Linked DNA regions of Homo sapiens: all the other regions are linked to region 3. The links are chromatin contacts, found by Hi-C or POLR2A ChIA-PET in ENCODE. All regions are on one chromosome and are shown on one strand. The core of a region is the stretch at or near the end of the contact, and the rest is flanking DNA. Distances in the headings are between cores, read along the strand shown. Region 1 holds the start of TESMIN (testis expressed metallothionein like protein). Region 2 holds the start of CTTN (cortactin). Region 3 holds the start of LTO1 (LTO1 maturation factor of ABCE1). Region 4 has its middle 30 kb from the start of FADD.

Region 1 (3,234 bases), core at 548-3,047, 920 kb before region 3:
CCTTGCTGTGGATTCCAAGCCTGGTAAAGTTAAAGGAAAAAAAAAATGCAAGATGCAAACACGCCAACCCTCCACCACATTGCGTTTGTTTTCACAGACAATAGTTACCAGCAGACAGCGGGCCTCTCTCCTTAAGCCAAGGATAGCAACAGGGCCCAAGGGAACCTACGTCCTAGCTTTCCCCCTTTTTTTGTTGTCCGCCGTCTGCATGGTTAGGTCAGCTTTGGACGACTGGTGCAGGGCAGAATTCCCTCCAGGGGAAAGGGCTTGGCTGGGCCGATGCATGTTGGATTAGGAAGACGACAAAGAGTATACGCTCTACCGAGAATCAGTGACTCCGGTGGGCTGTGTGTGGTGTCACCAGGGAAAATGCTTGTAGAGGGAAATCCTGGGGTACACTAGCAGCCTCAGATGGGTTGGGGAAGGGATGGAGGGGGAGCTGTGCCCATTCCCCAGGCGGTTCTTACTGGGATCATGCGGACGCCCGGGTGGGAGGCTCCTTCCAGGACCCAGGCGCCCAGGGGCAACACCGCCGGGCTGCGGTGCGCGGGTAGCAGCGAGGACAGGAAGTGCACGTTGCAGGCGGGCGGCTGCGGGGCCTGCAGGAGCGCGACGTCCTCCAGCGCGCTGAGCTCTGGGATCCCGGGGTACTCCCCGAGGAGCTCCCCGCCGTCGCTGTCGCCCCCCGCGAGCTTCGCCTTGACCTGGCCCTTGCAGTCGGCGCCCAGCGCGGGGTTGAACGCGTGCAGGACGGGTTCCTTGGGGTCCGCCGGGCCCAGGTACGCTTCTTTGAAGACGTGGAACTCGTCCTCCTCGTACTTCACGGGGGCCTTCAGGCCGATGTTCTCCGAAGCGAACGGACCCTCGGGGCTTAAGAGCTCCGTCACCATCGCATCCTCGGGGCTGGGCAGCCCGCCCGGCAGAGGGCCCTCCTCCATGGCGCAGGGCGGCGGGGCGGGATGGCGGGGGCCGCGCACCTGCAACACGCGGCCAGGTGAGAGGCAGCCAGAGGAGAGGACGAGGGGAGGGGCGGCCAGGAAAGGGGACAGCCAAGGGAGGGGCAGCCAAGGGAGGGGCGGCCAGGGGAGGGGACCAGGTGAGGGGCGGCTAGGGGAGGGGGCGGCCTGGTGAGGGAGGGCCAGGTGAGGGGCCCGGGGAAGGGCGACCAGGTGAGGGGGTCAGGGGAGGGGCGACCAGATGAGGGGCGATTAGGTGAGGGGCGGCCAGGTGAGGGGCGGCCAGGTGAGGAGCGACCAGGGGAGGCGGTCAGGTGAGCGGCGACCAGGGGAGGGGCGGCCGGGGAGGGGGTCACGGGAGGGGCGACCAGGGGAGGGGCGGCCAGGGGAGGGGGCCAGGTGAGGGGCGGCCAGGTGAGGAGCGACCAGGGGAGGGAGTCAGGGGAGGGGCGACCAGGTAAGGGGCGGCCAGGAGAGGGGCCGGCCGGGGTGGGGGTCAGGTGAGGGGCGCCCAGGGGAGGGGGCCAGGTGAGGGGCGGCCGAGGAGGGGGTCAGGTGAGGAGCAGCCAGGGGAGGGGGGGCCAGGTGAGGTGCGACCAGGTGAGGGGCGGCCTCGCCCACGGCCCGCCGCCCTCCGCCCACCCGCAGGGGCCCGACCCGGCCCGGCAGCCCCCATCCCCGCCTGCAGAGCCGAGGCCCAGCCCGGGGACCGCCCCGTCATTCCTCCTCGGAGGGACGCACCTGGGGCCGCCGGGGCTGCCGCAGCGTGGAGCGAGCGGGATGGGGCGTGGGCCGGGCCTCAGGCGCAGGCGGCCGTTGGCGGTTGGAGAAGGGGGAAGGGTGAGGGACAGGAACCTGGGGGGAGGGGAAGAGGCGCCCGGGCAGTGGGCGGGGCCTGGGCGTGGGGCGGAGTCGAGGTCGGGGCGGGGAGGTAAAGGCGGGGCCAGGGAGGTGTGGTGGGCGTGGTCTGGGGCGGGAGGAGACAGAGTCGCGAGGGGCGGGGCCTGGACTGCCGCTGTTGCCAGAGCGGGTCAGGGGAGGCACTCCCAGGTTCAGCCGATCCAGGCTCAGGTGGGGAAACTGAGGTCCCCATCAACTCGGGCAGCGCTAAGTGGGACTGCCTAGCTTGGCTTCTGACCTTGGGCTTCAGTTATATTTTTCTGGCCAGGCGTGGTTGCTCACGCCTGTAGTCCCAGCACTTTGGGAGGCCGAGGCAGGCGGATTACTTGAGGTCAGGAGTTCAAAACCAGCCTGGGCAACATGGTGAAACCCCGTCTCTACTAAAAATACAAAAATTAGCTGGCCGTGGTGGCACGCGCCTGTAATCCCAGCTACTTGGAAGGCTGAGGCAGGAGAATCGCTTGAGCCCGGGAGGTGGAGGTTGCAGTGAGCCGAGATCCCGCCACTGCACTCCAGCCTGTGCCACAGAGCTAGACTCCGTCTCAAAAAAATAAATAAAATAAAATAAAACATTTTTCTACACTCGAGCTCTCAAGACAGATCCCGGCCTGGGACGCTGCGGGTGGACAGAGGGCAGGGGCTTGCACCGCACGTTCCCAGCCTTGCACCCACTCCCGGTCCTTGGTGACGCAGCTTACAGGTGCAACTGATGGAGTTGGTCCCGAAATAGAAGTAACAAATACGGCTGGGCGTGGTGGCTCACGTCTGTAATCCCAGCACTTTGGGAGGCCGAGGCGGGTGGATCACCTGAGGTCAGGAGTTCGAGACCAGCCTGGCCAACATATAGTGAAACTCCGTCTCTACTAAAAAATACAAAAACTAGCTGGGCGTAGTGGCGCACGCCTGTAGTCCCAGCTACATAGAAGGCTGAGGCTTGAACCTGGGAGATGGGGGTTGCAGTGAGCTGAGATTGTGTCACTGTACTCCAGCCTGACCAACAGAGAAAGGCTCCCTCTCAGAAAAAAAAAAAAAAACTCACAAATACAATGAAAGTCTCAAATTTTGGGTGGGGAATGAGCTATTTCATCTTTAAGGAGTCAATAGATATCACTGTTTAATCAAGAGGAGGTGAAAGTTTAATTCAAGTGATGGCGAAAACTGCAAAGGGTGTAGAGGGACTGGTGGGAGTGGGTGCTGGGGAGACAGCCTCAGGTACTGTCTACTCAGGTACTGTTTTGGTAAAAATAAAGAATGTAAAACATCAGCTTTCTAATCTCACTTTTAAAAATTAAATACTTTTCTAAATTTTTAAAGGGTAGTACCCAAGGCACAGCAACACCGTGTACTATTTAGTTGTACATTTAACATTCAAAAATCA
Region 2 (3,608 bases), core at 933-3,432, 720 kb after region 3:
ACGCCTGTAATCCCAGCTACTCGGGAGGCTGAGGCAGGAGAATTGCTTGAACCCGAGAGGCAGAGGTTGCAGTGAGCTGAGATGGCGCCATTGCACTCCAGCCTGGGCAACAAGAGGGGAACTCCATCTCAAAAAAAAAAAAATTAGCTGAGTGTGGTGGCACGTGCCTGTAGTTCCAGCTACAGCTACTTGGGAGGCTGAGGTGGGAGGATCACTTGAGCCCAGGAGATCGAGGCTGCAGTGAGCCTTGATTGCACCACTGCACTCCAGCCCCTGTCTCTAAAGATTAAACAAACAAACAAAAAAAAACAGTCAGCAATGTAAAAAAAAAAATTTTTTTTTTCAGAGATGGGGTCTATATTGCCCAGGCTGGTCTTGAACTCCTGGGCTCAAGCAATCCTCTGGCCTTGCCGCTCAAAGTGCTGGTATTACAAGCCTGGCCAACAATCCTTGTGCACAGAAAATGCAAATTAGCTGTGTCCAGTTAAATGCAATTGACCTTTGCACTAGAGATAGAGCAGTTTTTGCAAATTCATTTCAGCATTCGTCTTCCGTTTTTTTTTTTTTTGACACAGGGTTTCTGTTGCCCGTGCCGGAGCGGTCCTTTTGCCTCAGCCTCCAGAATAGCTGGGACCACAGGTAAACGTCACCATGCCTGGCTAATTTTTTTCTTAAAAAAAATTTTTTTTTTTTGGTAGAGACAGGGTCTTGCCATGCTGCCCAGGCTGGTCTCAAATTCCTGACCTCCAGCAATCCTCCTGCCTTGGCCTCCCAAAGTGTTGGGATTACAGGCGCGAGGCACTGCATCTGGCCAAATTCTTTAAACAATTTGTAACAACTTATGATGTATTCATTATCGAGTTAAATAAAATATTTGACGTGTTCATTTTATATGTGTATGAAGGTCATGATTTTACCTTTAAAAAAATGGTCAACACCTGACATTTCCTTCCGCCACCCGCACTTCCAATTCATCCTCACATCTGACAGTTTAGCTTTCTAAATGCCTCTTGCATCTATCCACTTCTCCCCATCTTACCTGCCACCAGCGGTCTGCCCGAATTGGCTACATTAGGCTCTACCTGGCCCTTCTCCCATCCATCTTCCACACAGCAGCCAGAGTGATCTCATTACAATTCAAACTTCATTATGTCTTATTTATTTATTTAGCGATGGCGGGCGGGGGCGAGGGTCTCACTATGCTGACCAGGCTGGTCTCGAACTCCTGGCCTTAGGCGATCCTCCCATGTCAGCCTCCCAAAGTGTTATGATTACAGGCGTGGGCCACTGCGCCTGGCCCAAACTTCATGATGTCTCTTATCAGCTTAACTTCCTCCGAGGACTTCCCGTGTCTCCCAGAATAAAGACCGAGGTCTTCGCTGTGCTCTATCGGCCTCTGCATGACCTGGCCCCTCTCACACCACAGCTCCGCTGCACCACTAGCCCTCTACCATGCTGAGCTGAGCCTCCTCCAGTTCCCCTGCTGCAAGACCGTTCCTGCCTTGGGACCTCTGTTGGCCCTGCTGTTGGAACCTGCTGTTGGCCTGCCTGGAAAATTCTTCCCTCCTTACCTTGTTTACTCTTATAGGGCCTTCACATCTTGGCTAACATGTGAATCGCCCAAAGAAACCTCTGGTCTCCCAGGGGTTCAGGTCCTACCGTCTCCCCAATACGATGTTATGAAACTCTCACTTCTTGGCATTTATCTCATTTCCCAGGTGAGTACCCATGTGGTTTAACGCTTGACTCACCTTCTAGGCTGCTATGTCCCTGTGGCCGGGGCTCGCGTCCCTGGCACGCATGTGGCCCTTTCTTGGAGGGGAGGTGCATGGTGAGCGGACGAGGACGGCTGAGGGCGCGCGCGGAGGGAGGATGGAGAGATGAAGAGGCTCCCCGCTCCCGGACTCAGGGCACGTGCGTCTCCTCGGCTGGCTTCCTTCCCCCGGCCCCGGGCAGCGCCGCGGATCCTGAGACCCCGCCGCGGGCTGTGTGCTGCTCAGCGCCCATCCTCTGCGCGCGCAACGCTACTTCCGGGCGAGCTCTGCAGACTCGCCACAGGCCGGGCTAGCGCTTAGCCAGCTGCGGGCGGACCCCCGGGACTCTTGCGGGCCAAGACGCGGGAGGAGGCGGGGCAGGGGGCGGGGTCGCGCGGGGACCCGGATGCGGCCCCGCCCCCGCCCTCGGAACCGGAAGTAGAGCCTGGTGCCTGGGAGCGGCTGGCGCGGCGGAATCCAGGGCCGACCCGGGCCGGACCGACCCCAGGCGGCGGTGAGCGAGCGCGGCGTCCGCCCGGGGTGCAGGCCGGGCTCTGCTTCTTCCCTCCTGTGGCGTCGCCTGGCCGCGAAAGGGGAAGGAAGCGGCGGCCGCAGCGGTCTCACCGCTCTTCCGCTTGCGGTTTCGGGGGCCGGGGCAGAGTGGCGAGGCTTTCCCGGCCTGGGGCGGGGCAGGGCGAGGGCCGGGGGTCCGCGAGGGCCACGAGGACGGGTCTGGGCCCAAGGAGGCCGGGCAGGGGGCAAGGGGGCACGGAGGGCTTGGGGCTGGGGTCCGCGGAGGAAGGTTAGAAAGGGGCCAAATTGGGGTATCAGCTCTGAGGGGAGGGTCCCTGGGCGCCGGGGGGCTCCAGGGCAGGAGAGGGGCCAGGCTGGGAGGGGTCTTGGGTCCGAGGGAATAGGAGAGGGGGATGGGCTCCGAGGGGGAGGGTATTAGGGCCCGAGGGAGAGGGGCTGGGCCTGTGGGGTTCGGGGGTCTGAGCGGAGGGGGCCGGGGTTCGAGGGGCCAAGGAAGGTGGGTGTGGGGGGTCTCAAGGAAAGGGCGAGGGGTCTGAGAGGGAGGTGTCTGGGTGCAGAGGGAAAGGGATGAGGTCCGAGGGGAGGAGATTGGGGTCTGACGGGAAGGGGTCCAGGCGCAGAGCTACTGGGATGGGGTCCGAGGGAAGGGAATTGGGGTTCGAGGGGAAGGGGTCGGGGCTCGGAGGAAAGGTATAGGGTCCGAGGGGAGGGGATTGGGGCTCCAGGGGAAGGGATCCAGGCGCAGGGAAAAGGGATGGGGTCCGCGGGGTCAAGGCGGTTGGGGTGCGCGACTTTGAGGGGCTCGCTGTGGGACGTGGCGGAGCAGCTGGGGATCCGCCCGGCCTGCACCTGAGCGGAGGTTTTGCAATCAGGTCAGTGGAGGCAGCGAGGCGCGGCTGCAGCTAGTCGTGAGGCTCTAAATTTGGAACCGTCCCTCCTTCGGGGTGTGTTTAAAATCACCAGAACGGTGCTTTGGGGCTTTCTGTTACGTTTCCATCACCTGGATAGTCTAAGGGATGCCTGATCCCTGAAGCTGGAAGGCCTTGGGTGAGAAGGGACAGGGCTTCCTCCCGCTGGAATCTGTGGACGTTTGGGGCCCCTTGGGGAGGAATTCATTTTCTGCTGAAGGAAGCTCCGGAGGCATCCGGTGAGCGCTCCCTGGAATCCCATGCGCTCCCTTTGGGCTCAGTGTTGACTTGGCTGCGCAGGCTCTGTCGGGGGGACTTCACCCACTAGGTCCTTCAGGCATGATCCAGCCCTCAAGCCCGGCCGGGCCCAAGGCCGTGGCGCAGGAGGGGCTGGCCGCCTGCCCCTGTCTCC
Region 3 (3,414 bases), core at 680-3,179:
GAGTAAAGGAGGAAAAGCCTAAAATTCAAGTCAGAAGACACAGATTCCAGTCCCAGATCTACCACTTCCTATTTGCCTCTGGAAGTCACTGTACCTCTTGTAGCCCAGTTTCTTCATCTACAACAAAGGGCTAAATTAGGGATTCCCAAACCTGATAGGGTACTAGAAACACACAAGGAAAATTCAAAGATATTAACTCAAAAGCCTCACCCCCAGAGATTCAGTACGTCTGGAGCAAGGCCCTGGAATCTACTTTTCTTTCTTCCTTTTTTTTTTTTTTTTTTTTGAGACAGGGTCTCTGTTGCCCTGCCTGGAGTGCAGTGGTATGATCACAGCTCACTATAGCCTCAAACTCCTGGGCTCAAGCGATCCTCCAGCTTTGGCCGCTCCAAGTGTTGGGATTACAAGTGAGGGCCACCGCACCTGGCCTGCAATCCACTTTTCTTTTCTTGAGATGGAGTCTCGCTTTGTCGCCCAGGCTGGAGTGCAGTGGTGCGATCTCGGCTCACTGCAAGCTCTGCTTCCCGGGTTCACGCTCTCCTGCCTCAGCCTCCCAAGTAGCTGAGACTACAGGCGCCCACCACCACATCCGGCTAATTTTTTGTATTTTTAGTAGAGACGGGGTTTCACCATGTTAGCTAGGATGGTCTGGATCTCCTGACCTCGTGATCCGCCCGCCTCGGCCTCCCAAAGTGCTGGGATTACAGGCGTCAGCCACCGCATCTGGCCCGGAATCTACTTTTCAAAGTCTCCTAGATAAGTCTGGTTTGCAGCCAGAGTTAGGGGGCCAAAGTTCTGTGAGTGTTCAAGTAGCACTAGCCCAAGTCAACCGCTTCCAAAAAACTGCAACATACACAGGGTTTGACATCACATGGGTAGGGCAACAGAGAGAAATGGCATCAGATCACCACAAAATGTTCTCCGACTGGTACCCGGAGTAGCACTGACCCTGAGGCCCAACAGTGGAACTGCCACTATCTTAACCTGCAGTCACCAAACATGCAAGGAGTGGGCTGCAGCGCCCCATGAAGCAGGGTGCATAGCTCCCCACTTAATAGTTGTGTGACCCTGGAAAGTGACTGTGCCTCCTAGTCTGTAAATTCCGAAGAATAATAGGATCCACTTACTAAGTAGGGCTGAAGTAGATAACCAGGGTGGAACGTTTAGCTCAGTGTCTGACTCACAGCGCGAGCTAAATAAACGTCAGCGCCTGACTGCTAAATGTTCGGCCGCTTTCTTAACTAACATCTATGGACGCGTCCTCTGGGCCGGGCACTGGAAGTCAGCCAGGAGGCAACTCACAGCTCCCCCACTGTCGCAGCACGAGGGGCTCCCCAGGGGCTCTGGAGGGAAAAGGGGTGTGGTCGGGTACATCTATCAGCACATCCATGAATACTGCCGTATGTCCTATGATTAAGGAACCAGAAAAAAAGGCAGCTCCCAGATGGCAAAGGTCTGTCCTCCCAGAGGACGAGGCGGCCTCGGAGGAGGGGAACCACCAGGCTGAGCAGATGTTTGGGGCAGCCCTGACAGGGAAGGCGGGTCTGGAAGAGCAGCTGGGCACGTGCCCCGCCGGAGCGGGCCAGGAGAAGAGGACCAGAGCATCAGGCCCACACTTGTCCCTGCGTCCACGGCCACCAGGCGCTCCCCAATGCGCACGCCCAAGGGACGCCAGGCTCCAGCAGCCGCCCTGGGCCGCAGCCGGCGGCGAAGCCGCTGGGAGACGACCAGACAGGGCGGGGTGCGGGCCCGGCCTCACCACCCACCTCTCATCCGCCATCACGATGGCATCGAATATGTCCTGACTGCCAGCCATAGCGGCAAGCAGCCCGCCCTTGGCCCCCGGGTTTCTGCAGCCCCGCGGTGCCGTAGCAGACCCGGCAGCTTCAGGCACAAATGCTCCGCTTGGGAGGAGACGAGACCCACTTCCGGAAGCGGCGGCGCGGGGCAGGCCGGGTAAGAACGGCACGCGGGAGGGCCCAAAGCAGCCTGTACATGGCGCATGCGCGGCTGCAGCGGTGGGCGGGGCCGGCCTCGACTGAAGCCCCGCCCTGGGGTCCTTTCGCCCTGCCCAGCTCCAGCAAAGGGCCTGTCTGTCCGCGCTGGGAGCGTCCATTGGCCGCGCGCGTGGAGAGCCGACCTGTATTTTACCACTGCAGATAGAACCGAATTTCCCAAAGTGGCTCCGAAAGAACCAAGGAAGAAATGGGAAGTCATCAGCTGGCGCGGTGGCTCACGCCTGTCATCCCAGCACTTTGGGAGGCCGAGGCGCGCGGATCACCTGAGTTCGGGAGTTCGAGACCAGCCTGGCCAACATGGTGAAACCTCGTCTTTACTGAAAATACAAAAATTAGCCGGGCATGGTGGCAGGCGCCTGTAATCCCAGCTACTCGGGAGGCTGAGGCAGGAGAATCACTGGAAGCTGGGAGGCGGAGGTTGCAGTGAGCCGAGATCGCACCACTGCACTCCAGACTGGCGACAGAGCCAGACTCCGTCAAAAAAAAAAAAAAAAAGGGAAAAGAAATGGGAAGTCATCAAAGAACCGACGCCTCAGGAGGCTCCAGGCCAGGAGGCTCTGCATGTGGGATTTTGGGCAGAAATTTGTCGGTTTTAGTTCTCATATTTGTCATTTCCATGAGATGTGCTTTCTGAACACGATTTTTAAAAAGGGATTTCAAAGTCTAAGCGACAACGGAACTCAGATGAGAAACACCAGAAGCATTCCTAATAAAGTCAGTAGTAAAACCTCACGTGACCACTGAACATCTTTCTACCAGCCCTGGCCAATGCAGTAAAACATGAAGCAAGAAGTGGAAATACCAAAAAAAAAAAAAAAAAAAAAAAAAGGCAGAAATACTACTATTTGCAGATATGATGGCCCACGTGGAAAACCCAAATAGTCACCTAAGACGTTCTCAGAATCCATAATCGCAGCAAGTAGCTATGTGTATGATGAATAGGGAAAAAAACACTTTCTGTTATTCCAACAATAATTGGTAGTAACCTGAGCAGGGGTGGTGATGGGAAAATCGCCTTATGATAGTCATAATACATTTCTTAGAAATAAGAATTTCTAACAATTTGAGCAGGACCCATATAAGGAAAACTACAGCTCTACCATGATTGAGGATTGGGGAACTGAACAAGTGCAGTACCAAAGAAAATTCCATGAGATCTGGTAAAATGTGTCAAAATCCTAAACTTTTTCATCCGTATGAATAAACTAATAAAAATAACTAAGATGTTTTAGAAAAAAATGATTTTCATATCAGATATGAAAAGATAAAGTGTCAATATAAATATTGTGGTATGTTGGTTCAAGAAGTGGCAGACCAGTGAAATAAAGTAAATGGCCCAGACAATGGACTCTCATAGATGTAAAGCCTTCTCATGTGGTAAAAAGAAGAATTACAA
Region 4 (3,185 bases), core at 403-2,902, 560 kb after region 3:
GCCCCTTCCCACCTCACTCAGCCTCCTGCTCCCCTGCCCTGGCCCTGGCCGGCTCACTTCTGGAACAAACTCCTTCCTCCCAGCCTTCCCATCTCTGGTCTCTTCCTGATCTGGATCCTTCTCTCTCTCTCTCTCTTTTTTTTTTTTTTTTTTTTGAGATAGGGGCTCACTCTGTTGCCCAGGCTAGAGTACACTGGTGCAATCACAGCTCATGGCATCCCTGACTTTCCAGGCTCCAGTAATCCTTCCATCTCAGCCTCCCAAGTAGCTGGGGCTACAGGCCCGACTAATATTTGTATTTTTGGTAGAGATGGGGTTTTGCCATGTTGCCAAGGTTGGTCTCCAACTCCTGAGCTCACACTTGAGCTCCACCTGCCTTGGCCTCCCAAAGTGCTGGGATTACAGGCATTAGCCACAGTGCCTGGCGACCCAGATCCCTTTCTACCTGGGGCCAGAGATTTCCTCCTAAATAGAAAACCTGACCCCACCCTGGTCTTTGGGCGAGACACCTCTTTTGCTTTTTCGTAGTTCACAGCTCCTTTCCCAAAGCTCAGTGACTCAAGGGTCAGCTTGGCAATTTTTGCCTTAGCCATGTACCCTCTGTCGTTTTTTTGTTTTTTGTTTTGAGACGGAGTCTCAGTCTGTCACTCAGGCTGGAGTGCAATGGCGTGACCTCAGCTCACTGCAACCTCTGCCTCCCGGGTTCCAGCGATTCTCCTGACTCAGCCTCCCGAGTAGTTGGGATTACAGGCACCCACCACCATGCCCGGCTAATTTTTGTATTTTTAGTAGAGATGGGGTTTTGCCATGTTGGTCAGGCTGCTCTCGAGCTCCTGACCTCAGGTGATCCACGCCCCCCTCGGCCTCCCAAAGTGCTGGGATTATAGGCGTGAGCCACCACGCCTGACCTCCCCCTCTCGTTTTATCTACTTAGCTTTTTCTTGAAAGCCTTGTCCTTTTATCTACTTAGCTGTATCTTGAAAGCGACTCTCTTAAAAATTTAAAATTTAAAAATTTTTAATTTTTTGTGTCTCTGTTACAAAAAGAAAACAGTCTATGGCAAAGATTGCTGGTGTCACCCAGTATCTTTTCATCCCTTCTCACTTTACACAAGATCCCCAATTTTTAGCTAAGCAGACAGTCAAGGCTGCATTTCCCAACCTCCCCTGCAGCCAGGTGTGGCCCTTTGACTAAGTTCTGCATATGTGCAGAAATGGAGTGTGGAACTTCCTAAAAACAGCCTTAAAGGAGGGAGAGGATTGTGCCCTTCAGCATCCCTTTATTCCTTCCTTCTGCCTGGAATGCAAGCATGATAGCTGGAGCACAGGCAGCTATATTGGGTCATGAGGAAGCAATGCAGCAGGATAGAAGGATCCTGGGTTCTTAAAGATTACAGAGCCTCCCTGCTAGCCCTAGAAAGCTTACATCAGGGTTGCCTTTGTATGAGAAAAATAAACCCTCATTGAAGTCACTGTGATTTGGAGACTTCAGACACTTACACAAAGCTAACCTTGATTGAAACACAGTATCACTTGGAATAATCAGGAGGTGGCTATGAAAAGGAATGCAATAAAAAAGTGACATTCTGAAACTCGTCATACACTCCACTGCCTTCCAGGCTCTGAAACTGAGGGCTACTCACTTTGTTTAAGAAGACATTAGTCATCACTAGCCCGAGATGAAATCTCACTTTGTTCAGAGGGACTGACCGATTGTTGAAAAGGGAAAGACGTTCTCACCGTGTGACTCAACACTGTTCAGTGCCAAGTTCCTCACCTCACCATTAACTGGAGTCATTGACTGTCTACACCTGCAGGCTGAACGCACCGCCCCAGGATGAAGTGTGAGTCCTCGGCATCCCAGGGAGGTTAGTGTCCTCCTGCGAAGCTCCAGCCTTGGGGAGTGCCTCCACGTCCAGGCTGGAGCCACCTCCCTACTCCCTCTCCCCAGGGCCTGGCACGGTCAGCCATCATGAGTGTCCCAGCTAGAGTCAACCAGCAGATGATGTTTAGTGCCTCTCTGTGCCTTCAGAAATGCTTCCCACCCTCAGGAATTCCAATGCCTGCTTCTCTCTCCTGCTACACTCCTACTCATTGCCCATCTCTGCGTAGATGCCCCAGCGGATCACCGTTCAGTCGACATTTACCAGGCACTCCCTGTTCGGGGGTGAGTGTTGGCTATGGAGTTAGCCGCCAGGAGCCTGCCTCCTGCTGACTGGGCGATCTGGGCAAGTTATTTAGCTTCTCCGCCTCAGTCCTTCCTATCTGTAAAATGGGGATAGGAATGGCACCTTCCTCAAGGGTGTTGGTGAGGGTTAGACCAGTCGATATGCTAAGTGCTTAGAACACATTAACCCCCTGGGACATCTCAGGTGCTGCTGTTGTCTGTCAGGCTAGGAGGCTAAGGGATCTGCTTTCATGGGGGGGATGGAGTGACCTTCTAGAACCTGCTGCAGATAGAGCTTCAGCTTCACCCTCTGTATTAAGCATGCCCCATGGGGGTATGGGTTGGATGGTGGTCGACTTACTTTTTTACTGGCCCTTCTTCCTTATAGCCTGGGGACCTGGGATGTCAGGGAAGCCCATATCCTACTCACCTTTGACTTTTTTTTTTTTTTTTTTTTTTTTTTTTTGCAGTGGGGTCCTGCTCTGTCGCCCAGGCTGGAGTGCAGTGGCGCGATCTCAGCTCACTGCAGCTTTCACCTCCTGGGTTCAAGCGATTCTTCTGCCTCAGCCTCCCAAGTAGCAGGGATTACAAGTGCCTGCCACCACACCCAGCTAATTTTGATGGGTTTTTGTTTGTTTTTGTTTTTTTGAGACAGTCTTGCTCTGCCTCCCAGGCTGGAGTGTAGTGGCGCAATCTCAGCTCACTGCAACCTCTGCCTCCCAGGTTCAAGAGATTCTCCTGCCTCAGCCTCCTGAGTAACTGGGATTACAGGTGCCCGCCACCATGCCCGGCTAATTTTTGTGTTTTTAGTAGAGATGGGATTTCACCATGTTGACCAGGCTGGTCTCGAACTCCTGACCTCTGGTGATCCACTCACCTCGGCCTCCCAAAGTGCTGGAATTACAGGCATGAGCCACCACGCCCAGCTAATTTTTGTATTTTTAGTAGAAACGGGGTTTCACCATGTTGGCCAGGCTGGTCTCAAACTCCTGACCTCAGGCGATCCGCCCACCTCAGCC

Evidence for each region. Hi-C counts contacts between places; a loop is a spot of excess contacts on that map. ChIA-PET counts read pairs that join two places held with the same protein, here RNA polymerase II (POLR2A). Pooled maps may share reads with other maps.
Region 1: a loop to region 3 is called in a map of CD4-positive, alpha-beta T cell, with 4 times the contacts of the local background. The contact joins the promoter of TESMIN here to the promoter of LTO1 in region 3. A Hi-C loop is called at or near these places in 1 of 168 maps with a recorded cell type or tissue (CD4-positive, alpha-beta T cell), 1 of 37 single-sample maps with no recorded cell type and 9 of 50 pooled maps. POLR2A ChIA-PET finds 5 or more read pairs at or near these places in 1 of 52 experiments (HEK293T).
Region 2: a loop to region 3 is called in a map of sigmoid colon, with 4 times the contacts of the local background. The contact joins the promoter of CTTN here to the promoter of LTO1 in region 3. A Hi-C loop is called at or near these places in 2 of 168 maps with a recorded cell type or tissue (PC-9 and sigmoid colon) and 15 of 50 pooled maps.
Region 4: POLR2A ChIA-PET joins it to region 3 with 12 read pairs in activated T-cell. The contact joins the enhancer-like site here to the promoter of LTO1 in region 3. POLR2A ChIA-PET finds 5 or more read pairs at or near these places in 3 of 52 experiments (BJ, K562 and activated T-cell).

Annotation. Positions count from the first base shown.
Region 1 is chr11:68,749,723-68,752,956 of GRCh38, forward strand. TESMIN (testis expressed metallothionein like protein) reads right to left here and starts at 1,798. Exons shown (of 10, transcript NM_004923.3): 1 at 1,698-1,798; 2 at 468-977. The coding sequence starts at 938. RefSeq lists an enhancer at 925-1,910 and silencers at 1,611-1,900, 1,911-2,030.
Region 2 is chr11:70,396,347-70,399,954 of GRCh38, forward strand. CTTN (cortactin) reads left to right here and starts at 2,183. Exons shown (of 18, transcript NM_005231.4): 1 at 2,183-2,268. CTTN-DT (CTTN divergent transcript) reads right to left here and starts at 2,116. Exons shown (of 3, transcript NR_186321.1): 1 at 1,752-2,116. RefSeq lists silencers at 513-701, 1,799-1,848, 1,949-2,458, 3,040-3,109 and an enhancer at 1,479-1,548.
Region 3 is chr11:69,673,424-69,676,837 of GRCh38, forward strand. LTO1 (LTO1 maturation factor of ABCE1) reads right to left here and starts at 1,930. Exons shown (of 5, transcript NM_153451.3): 1 at 1,767-1,930. The coding sequence starts at 1,816. RefSeq lists a silencer at 1,512-1,601 and enhancers at 1,722-2,222, 2,092-2,291.
Region 4 is chr11:70,231,924-70,235,108 of GRCh38, forward strand. No RefSeq gene overlaps it. Among named protein-coding and RNA genes, the nearest start is that of FADD, 30 kb to the left of the region's middle. Within about 2 kb of position 1,653, at least 4 of the 41 ENCODE cell types and tissues checked have a DNase peak (open chromatin) inside an H3K27ac peak, as active enhancers do.